Linked DNA regions of Mus musculus: region 1 is linked to region 2. The links are chromatin contacts, found by Hi-C or POLR2A ChIA-PET in ENCODE. All regions are on one chromosome and are shown on one strand. The core of a region is the stretch at or near the end of the contact, and the rest is flanking DNA. Distances in the headings are between cores, read along the strand shown. Region 1 overlaps Gm30246 (a long non-coding RNA gene). Region 2 holds the start of Serp2 (stress-associated endoplasmic reticulum protein family member 2).

What was found. A loop is a pair of places that touch in the nucleus more often than their neighbours do. ChIA-PET counts read pairs that join two places held with the same protein, here RNA polymerase II (POLR2A).
Region 1: a map of regulatory T cell shows a loop between it and region 2 (2.0-fold over the local background). The contact joins the enhancer-like site here to the promoter of Serp2 in region 2. A Hi-C loop is called at or near these places in 1 of 37 maps with a recorded cell type or tissue (regulatory T cell). POLR2A ChIA-PET finds 5 or more read pairs at or near these places in 1 of 5 experiments (Patski).

The regions. Positions count from the first base shown.
Region 1 is chr14:76,785,762-76,790,581 of GRCm38, reverse strand. The region is part of intron 1 of Gm30246 (a long non-coding RNA gene); the gene reads right to left. Among named protein-coding and RNA genes, the nearest start is that of Gm30246, 7.5 kb to the right of the region's middle. Within about 2 kb of position 2,747, at least 1 of the 3 ENCODE cell types and tissues checked has a DNase peak (open chromatin) inside an H3K27ac peak, as active enhancers do.
Region 2 is chr14:76,555,054-76,559,756 of GRCm38, reverse strand. Serp2 (stress-associated endoplasmic reticulum protein family member 2) reads left to right here and starts at 3,070. Exons shown (of 3, transcript NM_001160326.1): 1 at 3,070-3,326. The coding sequence starts at 3,243.

The DNA.
Region 1 (4,820 bases), core at 1,498-3,997, 230 kb before region 2:
GGATAGCATTTGAAATGTATATAAAGAAAATATCTAATAAAAAAATAAATTAAAAAAAAGAACTAGAATTATTGCTTGCACTCCATATTCCTCCTGTCTTGTTTCAACCACTGTTCCTGTGCCCGGGTAGTCCCAGCTCTGCCTTCTAACGGTGAGGCCTGCTTTGCCTGTGGCTGATCTCCGCATAAATAGAAATCTTTATATTTTCTTCTCTCTGGTTCCCTCAGTCTTCTACCCGTGAGACTGGTCCGTGTTCTTGCAGGTAGCAGTAGTTCAGACTCGTTACTGTTCAGGAGACCCTTACAGAATGCAGAACTACAAATCATCCTTGTTCGTCTCTGTTGCTGGACAGTTGGGTCATTTTACATGAATAACTCTCAGATTGCTTGATCACTCTCAACATATTCCTACCTTAAGCCATACCAAATATGAACATGGAATTCAAGGGCTAATAAATTTCTGTGGCCTGTGAGAAGCAAAAATGACATTCCTTTTCCTGCTCTGAAAACGTGAAGATGTCATGTGATCCGGTGATATACCCCAGTGGGAAACTACTTGCCATCTGTGGCAGAAAGCTAACTCACTAGTCGGAGAGAAATGGGATGCATGGATCTCAGAGAAGAGGACGTGGGTCCATGAGATTCCCAAAAGAGCTGGTTGATTTGACCCTGTGCCATTTGCAAAGCTTGGTAACTTTTCTTGTGAAACAACAAGGTGATACTCCTGGGATTAACATAAACTCTGCAGGGGACTTCTGCAAACTTTTGGACAGGTGGCAAATGGCAGAGCTGTTTTTTTTTTCCCCAGAAAGAATTCAGACCAATCCCTTCCACTCCCTCATACTGGATTTAGGACTGTGACCCTGTCACAGCTACAGAACACATGGGCTCCTGACTCGGCTGAGTGTCTCCAATAGTCTTCCTCACACAGTCAGGCTCAGCCTCTCGGGATGCCCAACATGTGACCAGGAAGGCTGTGGGAGGAACTGAAGCCCCAAGGTCGGAGGGATTCTATTAATACCTTCTATGTTTCAAGTCCTCTGTCTCTGGAGTACTTTAAGCATCCTCTCTGACTCATGCTGGCATGCAGAGAAAAGTCACTTTGGAGATGACTGGCCTTCAAATGTTCAGTTTCCGGGACTCCATCCAGGGGGCTCGTCTGTTGTTATTATGTTCAAGAAACGAACGAGTTAATCAGAGAACACTTTTTGCCTCTTAATGTTACACACCAGCTCAGCAATAAGGCTTTCTGGGTATCACCAAACAGACAGGTGGCTTCCATTCTAGAAGCCCTTAGCCTCCTGAGCTGTCTGCTGAAGCCTGTGGGTTCCTTCTCAGAATATTGCATTCAAATGTGCCAGAGAAAATGCATAGGGTTACAAAGAAAATAAGCCCAACCACATTCGCTCTCTAGACTGTAAGCACTAAACAGGTTCATGTCATGGTAAGAACATGTGTGCTTAATCCTGCAAGAATATAGTGTTTAGATAGTCTTCTCTCTGTTGGTGGCAGCCAAGGACGCTGTTAATACTTCTGTGGCCTGCTGTGTATATCCGTAGTGGAAAATTGAAATTTTCTACTAAAAGTTAGTAAAAACTTATACTCGCCACTCTTCCCCTATTTCAATTCTCAGGACCTCAGAATGCTCTTCCCTCTTGGATACCTCAAACATGGCTCCAAGACTAGCTATTATGCACATGCATACAATTATTCCAAGAACCTGGAGTTTTATCTTCCTATATTCCATTGTAGTATGATCACCTTATGCTGCTGTTATACATTTTTGATATACATTATTAGAATTATGTTTGTAACCTTTTTCTTGGTATTTTTGTATAAGTAAAGTATGTGCATTAAAAACTGTTTTTATAAGCCAGACAGTGTTGGCACATGCCTTTAATCCCAGCACTTGGGAAGCAGAGGCAGGCGGATTTCTGAGTTCGAGGCCAGCCTGGTCTACAAAGTGAGTTCCAGGGCAGCCAAGGCTACACAGAGAAACCCTGTCTCAGAAAAAACAAACAAACAAACAAACAAAAAACAACAACAAAAACCCTGTTTTTATTTTCATTGTTTTTACATTTTATAGTTCATTGTGTGTGTGTATATATATGAATCTGTGCATAGTGTTGTCTATGAGTGTGTGTGTAGTGTCCTCTGTGTGTGCCTGCAATCCTGTGTGTGTGTGTGTGTGTGTGTGTGTGTGTGTGTGTGTGCCATAACCACATGTGGAAGCCAGACAGAAGGAGTTTGCTTCTACCATGTGGATCCTGGGGATTGAACTCATGTTGTCAGATTTGGTGGCCAGCTCCTTTTCCTGCAGAGCCAACTTGCCCCTCAATAACTCGTTATTGAATGGGAATAAAGGGATACTTCCCTTACAGGAGATGGGATGGAGTCTGAATCCGCAGAGTGACACCTGCTCATGCTGGCTCATTTAAGACACTGTTTTTATTTTTTCATCCTGTGTATGTGTGGGAGTGCACACACTCGAACCTGTGCATACTCAGAATCCAGAAGAAAGTGATCCCTGAGGCTAAAATAGGTGCTGGCAACTGACCCCAGGTCCTCTGCCAAAGCAAGAAAGGCTCTTAAGCATTGAGCCATTCCTCCAGCCCCTAAGCTGGATTGTTTTATGTTTTGTCCCTGCCTTTCTGCACCTCCTAGGCACTAGATCAAGATTGGCCTTCAGCCAGGAAACATTGGTTCTGAGATACCCTCCTTGGCCTGTAGCTGCCAGCCGAGGAAGAAGTATGTGCAGGCTGGCATGGGCCCGGCAGAGCTGGTCATACCCAGCAGTGGCCTTGTGGGTAGGCTGAGTGGGCAGGTGTGGTCTCTGAGTCATTGGGCAAGTGCCCCAAAGCTTAAGGACAGACCCCACAGCCCCCGCATTGAGCTTCCTGTTTCCTGTCACAGCGTCCAAAATTCTACCATATTCGGTTATTCATACTGAGCCTTTCACGGATCTCAGTTAATGAATAATTTTTAGTTCTGAGATGGGAGCAGCTTTAGGTGAGGGAGACAGAGATACGAGAAAATTGGGCGAGAATACAGACAGGTTTTATACTTTCACATTTCTGAAATGAATTTCTCTAGTCCTTTCAAACTACTCAGGCAGCATTGGGGAACTGCTGGTTCCCTGCTTACTGGAGCTCCAACAATAGGGTGCCATCTGGGAACCCAAGGACTAGGACTCCCTGAGTTTGATTCCTGTGCATGCCTATGTGCCTATGAGAGATTATGTGCACCACACACATGTAGGTGTGAGAGGAGGCAAGAGGAAGGTGTCAGGTCCCCTAAAACTAGAGTTATAGGGAGTTGTGGGCCACCAGGTGTGGGTGCTGGGAACTGAACCCTGTCCCCTACAAGAGCAGGAAGTTCTCTTAACTACTGTGCCATCCTTCCAAGTCCACTATTCAGTCCTCAAACACACTTTCCTACCTAGCCACACATGAGCACATGAGAGAGGCAAGAGAATTAGGACATAGCACAGAGTGCGGGACAGGGGACATGCTGCGTCTCAGCTTGATGTCACCAGGCTCTTAGTCACACTGCCTTCTCTGTCTGGGGAGGACCTAGGATCTAAGGAAAAACTTTTCTCAAGATGAAGGCTGAAAACTTCAAAGGTAACACAGGACTATATTTTCTTGATCCTGAATTAGAACGGAGACTCGGATACATGGGCGTATCTCTGTGTGAAGTCTTTTTAAAAGGAGAAATAACTAAAGCTATAGCTTTAGTTAACATGGACTAAAATCTTTATTAGTTAGCGGGCAACTCCACTGACCCTGGTCCAGGATAGCACAGCCACTCATGTCCATCCTATTGAAAGCACTTGGGGAGTTGCTGTTCCTGTCTACCTACCCCATGGACAGGAGGGTCCCCAGAATTGTCATCTTCATTACCTTTTATGGCACCCTTGGACAAATGATTTACTGTGCTGTCTTTTCTCTCTAAGGAAATATTCGGTTTCCTATCCGCTATTATTTGACATAGCTTGTCCCTTGCCAGCTCATATACTGGGATCCTGGGACTCAGTACGGTGATATTGGAGAATAATGGAACCTTTAAGAGGTGAGTCATAAGGGTGGAGATTAGATTCCTGGGGACATTGCCACCAGAAGGGATTAATGCCTCCTGAGACTCCAGATAGTTCTGGAGAGAGTGGTTGTAGTGAGTCAGACCAGCCCCTCCCTGCTGTCTGGCCCCCCATTTGCCACGTGTTCCCACCATCAGGATGCCATACACAATGGGCACCTCACCATAGCCAAGCAGAGACTGCTGCCATGCTCTTGGGACTCCAGAACTGTGAGCTAAATACACCCTTCTTCTTTACAAATGATCTGGCATCGGGTATTTGGGTATTGCAACTAAACGTAGACTAACACACTACCTAGAGATTTTATATTCCTCTTAGCCAAGGGGGAGGCCTTATATTATACCCATTTCACCCTCCACAGGTAGATTCATGGGGGGGGGGGTGGTATGTAATTATGTAGAAAATCTTAACTCACGAGTGTCCTCATCAACATAATTCTTGATTAACCAGATTGGTTTTTTGCAAAATGCTCTAAAAAACAAGGAAAGTTGCTGAATCCTCCCTCTGCCTCTCGCAGCCTAGTAAATGGAACCATAGTTGTTTGCCTTTGCTTTCTCTTTTGTAACTAGAAAAGAAAGGTATTCCTGGAAAACCAGGATTGTCTGTCACCTCATAAGGGGTCATGGTAGACTGAGTGATGCCCTCTAAGGAATCGTTTGGAAAGCTCTAGAACCTGTGACTGTTGGTTTATACAGTAGAATTTCTGAGCATTTGACTATTAAGGA
Region 2 (4,703 bases), core at 1,821-4,320:
TTCCTCAAACTCCTGCTGCCAGGACAGCCCGCCATGATGAATTATCCTTCAACTGTGAGCCCAGACAAACCCTTCTTTCTAATGTCTTCGGGTATTTGGTTGTAGCAATAAGAGTAACTACAACAAGCAGTTTGCTAGAATGTTTCAGCGAGCTCAGGAAAACACTGAGCATATGTTATAAAGGTTTCACAAAGCAGCAGACTGAAGAGGAACAAAGGTCAGGGTTAAGGGGATCAGGCCAGAGTTTCCACACCTTCTGGGAGCCTACCCACGCTTGGCCACCCAGTGGCTCACTCAATGAAATCTTTTAGGGATTCTATAAAGTCTTTATTATTCTGATGTGGTTGATTGCTTCATTGGCCTGGTAATCAACTCAACTCTTGGCCCTCCTTCCTTCCCTAGAGGTTGAGAACAGGACCAAAAGTCTTGTTTTTCTTGTAGAGTAGGGTCTTCATATACAGCCTAGGCTGGACTTCAACTAGAGATTCCCCTGTGTTGGCCTCCAAAATATAGGAGTCGATAGTCATCACCATCCTCTGCTTCTGTTTGGACTTCTGAAGGGACTCTACAAATAGGCAGGTTGATGACAGATATGTGGGTAGGTACACAGACAGACAGACAGGCAGGCAGGCAGTAGAAAATGTGGGAGTGGAGGACTTTTCACTGGACTTTTTACTGTGGACAGGTCCTCAATTTAATAAAAACTAATTCAAAATGTCATAAAGTAGAAATTAAAGGAGTAAGATTGTTCCCTAACACACAGAAAACAACGAACAAGAAATAATAATCTTTCCTCAATACGGTTGGCTGCCTCTGTGGAGCGAGGAACACCCTGCTTCCAGTCCAGAAGTGGAAACTACCTATCAGCCTCACTTCTCTGAATGTCCCCTAGAGCCTGGGCTCTGGTCAGCTTCGGTGAGAATTTACCCTGCTTCTGCCCAGTTACTGAAATAAGTGAGGGACAGGCAGAAGCACCTGTGGGTCTTATACAATAGCCCCCCCTGCTCAGGAAACACTTCCCCTACTTAAACGCCAGTGGTGGTCTGTCGTTGGTCCTCTGAGGCGGCGACACGAACGACACAGACACCAAGTTGGGTTCAAGCAGCAACTTTACTCAGGCTTTTTCTTTTACAGCTCTCTTCCCCAGCAGCTTCTTCTTAGGGCAAGGGCTAAAACAACTCCTATTACAACAGCTTCTCTTCTAGTACTTCTACTCACGGCAAGGGCTAAAACTCCTCTCTTCACTATTTGCACAGACTCACCTCCTTCTAGCTCCACCCCACCTCATCCAATCAGAATTCACACACGCTCCAGGCACGAGCTCAGGTCGTTCACAGATAGGCTGACAGGTCCTGACCACAAGGAACAGTCCAGCCTGGCAGGCAGCCCACGCATGCAGCCTCACTGTGCATGCTCTGGCAAGGCAGTAAACAAGTGGGTTTCACGGGTCCTGCAGCCGCACCGCTCCCCACAGTGGTCCTTAAAATCAGGGACCAGAATAGGTCAGACTTAAGTGGTCCTGTGATGTTGGTGGCTGCTCATACTGTTAATGAAGCCAGTAGCTGCTCATTCAAGTGAAGAGATTTCTAACCAGTTGATAGAAGGGTATATTGGCTGGTTTTGTCTAACTTGACCCAAGCTGGAGTCTTCAGAGTGGAAGGAGCCTCCGTTGAGAAATGAGACTATGAGCTCCAGCTGTAAGGCATATTCTTAATTACAGATTGAAGGGGAGGCCCCAGCCCATTGTGGGTGGTGCCATCCCTGAGCAGGTGGGCCCAGATTCTATTAGAAAGCAGGTTGAGCAAGCCAGAAAAAGTAAGCCAGTCAGCAGCACCCTCCACAGCCTCTGCATCAGCTCCTGCTTCCAGGTTTCTGCCCTGCTTGAGTTTCATCCCAACAGAAACTCTAAGATAAACCGTATCCTAAAGAGCTCTTCCTAGCTTTCTACCCACATAAGAAATTCTACCCATACCAGAGCCTATTGAAGCATCCTCCAGGCACAGATAGATAGGATCAGAGATGCATCCGACATATCTGGTCTACACAGCTCTCACTCCTTACCCTTGAGTGCTATTTTGTATTGTCCTAACCCTGGACCACCTCTTCCCACTTCTCCAGATGTCCCTCCTGAGCTCCAAGGAGCCATATTTGTTGAGGAAAGATAAGCGGTTCAGCCCCCACTCCTCCCCTAGCTAAATCTCGGGGTCAGCATCTGGATATTCAAATATTGATTTTTGTCCTTTCACTGCAGAGAAACTCCCAATGCTGTCTGGGAGCTCACACTTAGTACCCCATAGAACAGGGATGCCTGAAGGTCCAAGATGCCCCAAGACAGTAGTGGTGGTGGGGCAGTGGGGGATAAGAGTCCAAGCCTGGTCAACACTTTGGTTATGGGCAGTGGCCATCCATTCTTCCTGTACTGTAGGCTCATGAACCCTTTGCCCTCTATGCACTCAGTGGTTTCTGGGGCAATCTGCTAGTGTGATGACCACCACTGCCAAGGTGAGGTCTGGTCCAACTCCACCCTCATCCACATTTTTCAGGGACCAGAAAGAGGCTTCTTGGCTCTTCGTCCCATGTCACAAAGGGTCTCTTTTTGCACAACCCAACTTGCCAAGTGGGGTTTCCTCAGACACCTAAAGGGCAGGTTCTTTTGGGGTGTTTCCCAACAGTACTACCCAAACCTGGCCAGGCTCAGCTCTGAGACTCAGCGCTCGATGCCTAGGGTCTAGCCTTCAGCTTGAAGCACCAGCGCCCCAATCCCTGCCTGTCCCGAGGTGGTCAGGAAACAGTCAGAGGTCACCAGGCTGGGTGCGGCTGCGTCCCCACCCCCCACGCACGCACAAACGCCGGGTCGCCCGAACCCTATGCCCCGCAGCGTTCGATCTCAGGACCCGGACACCCCGGGCCACGGTGCCCTTGGGCTTGGCGCGCGGCGCTGTGTCAGCGCCCGCCTCTCGCTTCCCGCCTCCTGCCTCGGTGGCCGCGCAGGGTAGGTAGCTGGGGGGACCGGAAGGATGGCGAGGAAGTCGGAGAGGGTTTCCTGAGATGAGAGATTACTTCCGTCCGCGCGCTGGCCTCTCTCTGGAGCCGGCTGGCTGGGGCTCCGGGAGCGGGGTGCGCGGGGCTCGGCCGTGCCTTGCCACCTGCAGCGCCCGGGCAAGCCGCGGGGCGCTGCGGCTACGGCTCACCCCGGCCATCGTTGCAGGTGGGAGTCGAGAGCATCCCCAAGCGCCCAAGCCATGGTGGCCAAACAGCGGATCCGGATGGCTAACGAGAAGCACAGCAAAAACATCACCCAGAGGGGAAACGTAGCCAAAACCCTGGTAAGGCGGGGGCGGCGCCGGCCGGGCCGAGCTGGCAGGACCCGCGGGGCGGAGCGGGGCGGGGCGGGCGGGCCGTGGGCTCGGAGCCAGGCCTCCCGGCCCCTCCTCCGGGGTCCCGCAGGCTGGGGGACCCAGCGGGGCTCTGGGGGGCGCAGACTGCTCTGCTTTCTCGTGGGCGGAGAGGGCTCTGGTTGGTGGAGACTCCCCAAGAGAAGGAGCCATCGTCCTTGAAAAAGGCTAAAAGCTGCATCTTAGGGGCCAGTGAAGCCAACTGGGCTGGGAGCCTACTAAGTGAATGAATGAACGAAAGGATGAACGAATGATAGAATGCCACTTATCCACAGCTTCCAGGCTCCGCCCCTGGACTCTCTCCCCACCCCCATGCTAAGATTTTTCTTTCCACCCTTTTTGTGATCGTCTGTCTCTTCTCCCTGTGTGTGTGTGTGTGTGTGTGTGTGTGTGTGTGTGTGTGTACATATATATTATATATATGGTATAAAAGTAGGGCGTGAGATTCCGAGCTACATTTCTCTTCACCCTCCTCTTTCTCTTGCAAACTGAAGCCGCCTCAGCCAAAGCTGAGTGCATCGTTACTGCCTATAATTCACCGTATGGATTCTGGCGCATTATGATGCTGTAACTGTAGCGACCAGCTTAGTGCCCGAGGTTCTTTGCTCCCAGACTGTGTATTAAAGCTTTACCCCTGGAATCTTAAGTAAACTGTGTACCTTAAGTGCAGAGATTTCCTTTAGGAAACCAAGTTATCTGCTCCAGAAAATGTCAGGCCTGTGACTTTGAACCATCCAAGGCTTGTGTGGGTTTGCATCGTTGCGAAGAACTGGTTTGCAAAGGCGCCTGGAATCTATTAGCCCATACGATTATGGGGAAGTCCAGCCGAAGCTTGGGTTTGTCTGGAAACGCAGACTTGATGAGGCAATGCCTTTTAGCAAAGAAATTATGTTGGTTTGATTAACTGAGGGGAAAAGCTGGCTGTGTAGTCATCACACCGGAATTCTTGTTAAACCAAGCAGAATTGTGGCAGAGAAGCCATGGCGTCAAACTACTCAGAGCTTTGTACACAGCCCCAGGCTGAGGTAACCCTTAAAATTCCTTCTTTTGGGGAACTAGAGCATTTAGCTATGATTGGAGGGGACAAAATGCCAAGGCGCCATAGAATGGGAACCATATTTTTCGCAGGAATCTGTTTCCCCTATGAGGTTTTATTACTGGGTCAGGGCAGGGAGCCACTGCCCAAGTTGGCATTAAAGGCAATTATTTTATGCTCAAAGTAGATCATTTCTTCCTTCTCAAGGTGGCAGACCTATTTGCTGACATAGTGGAATAAGCAGCTGTGGCTCTTTCTAATGAACGAAGGAA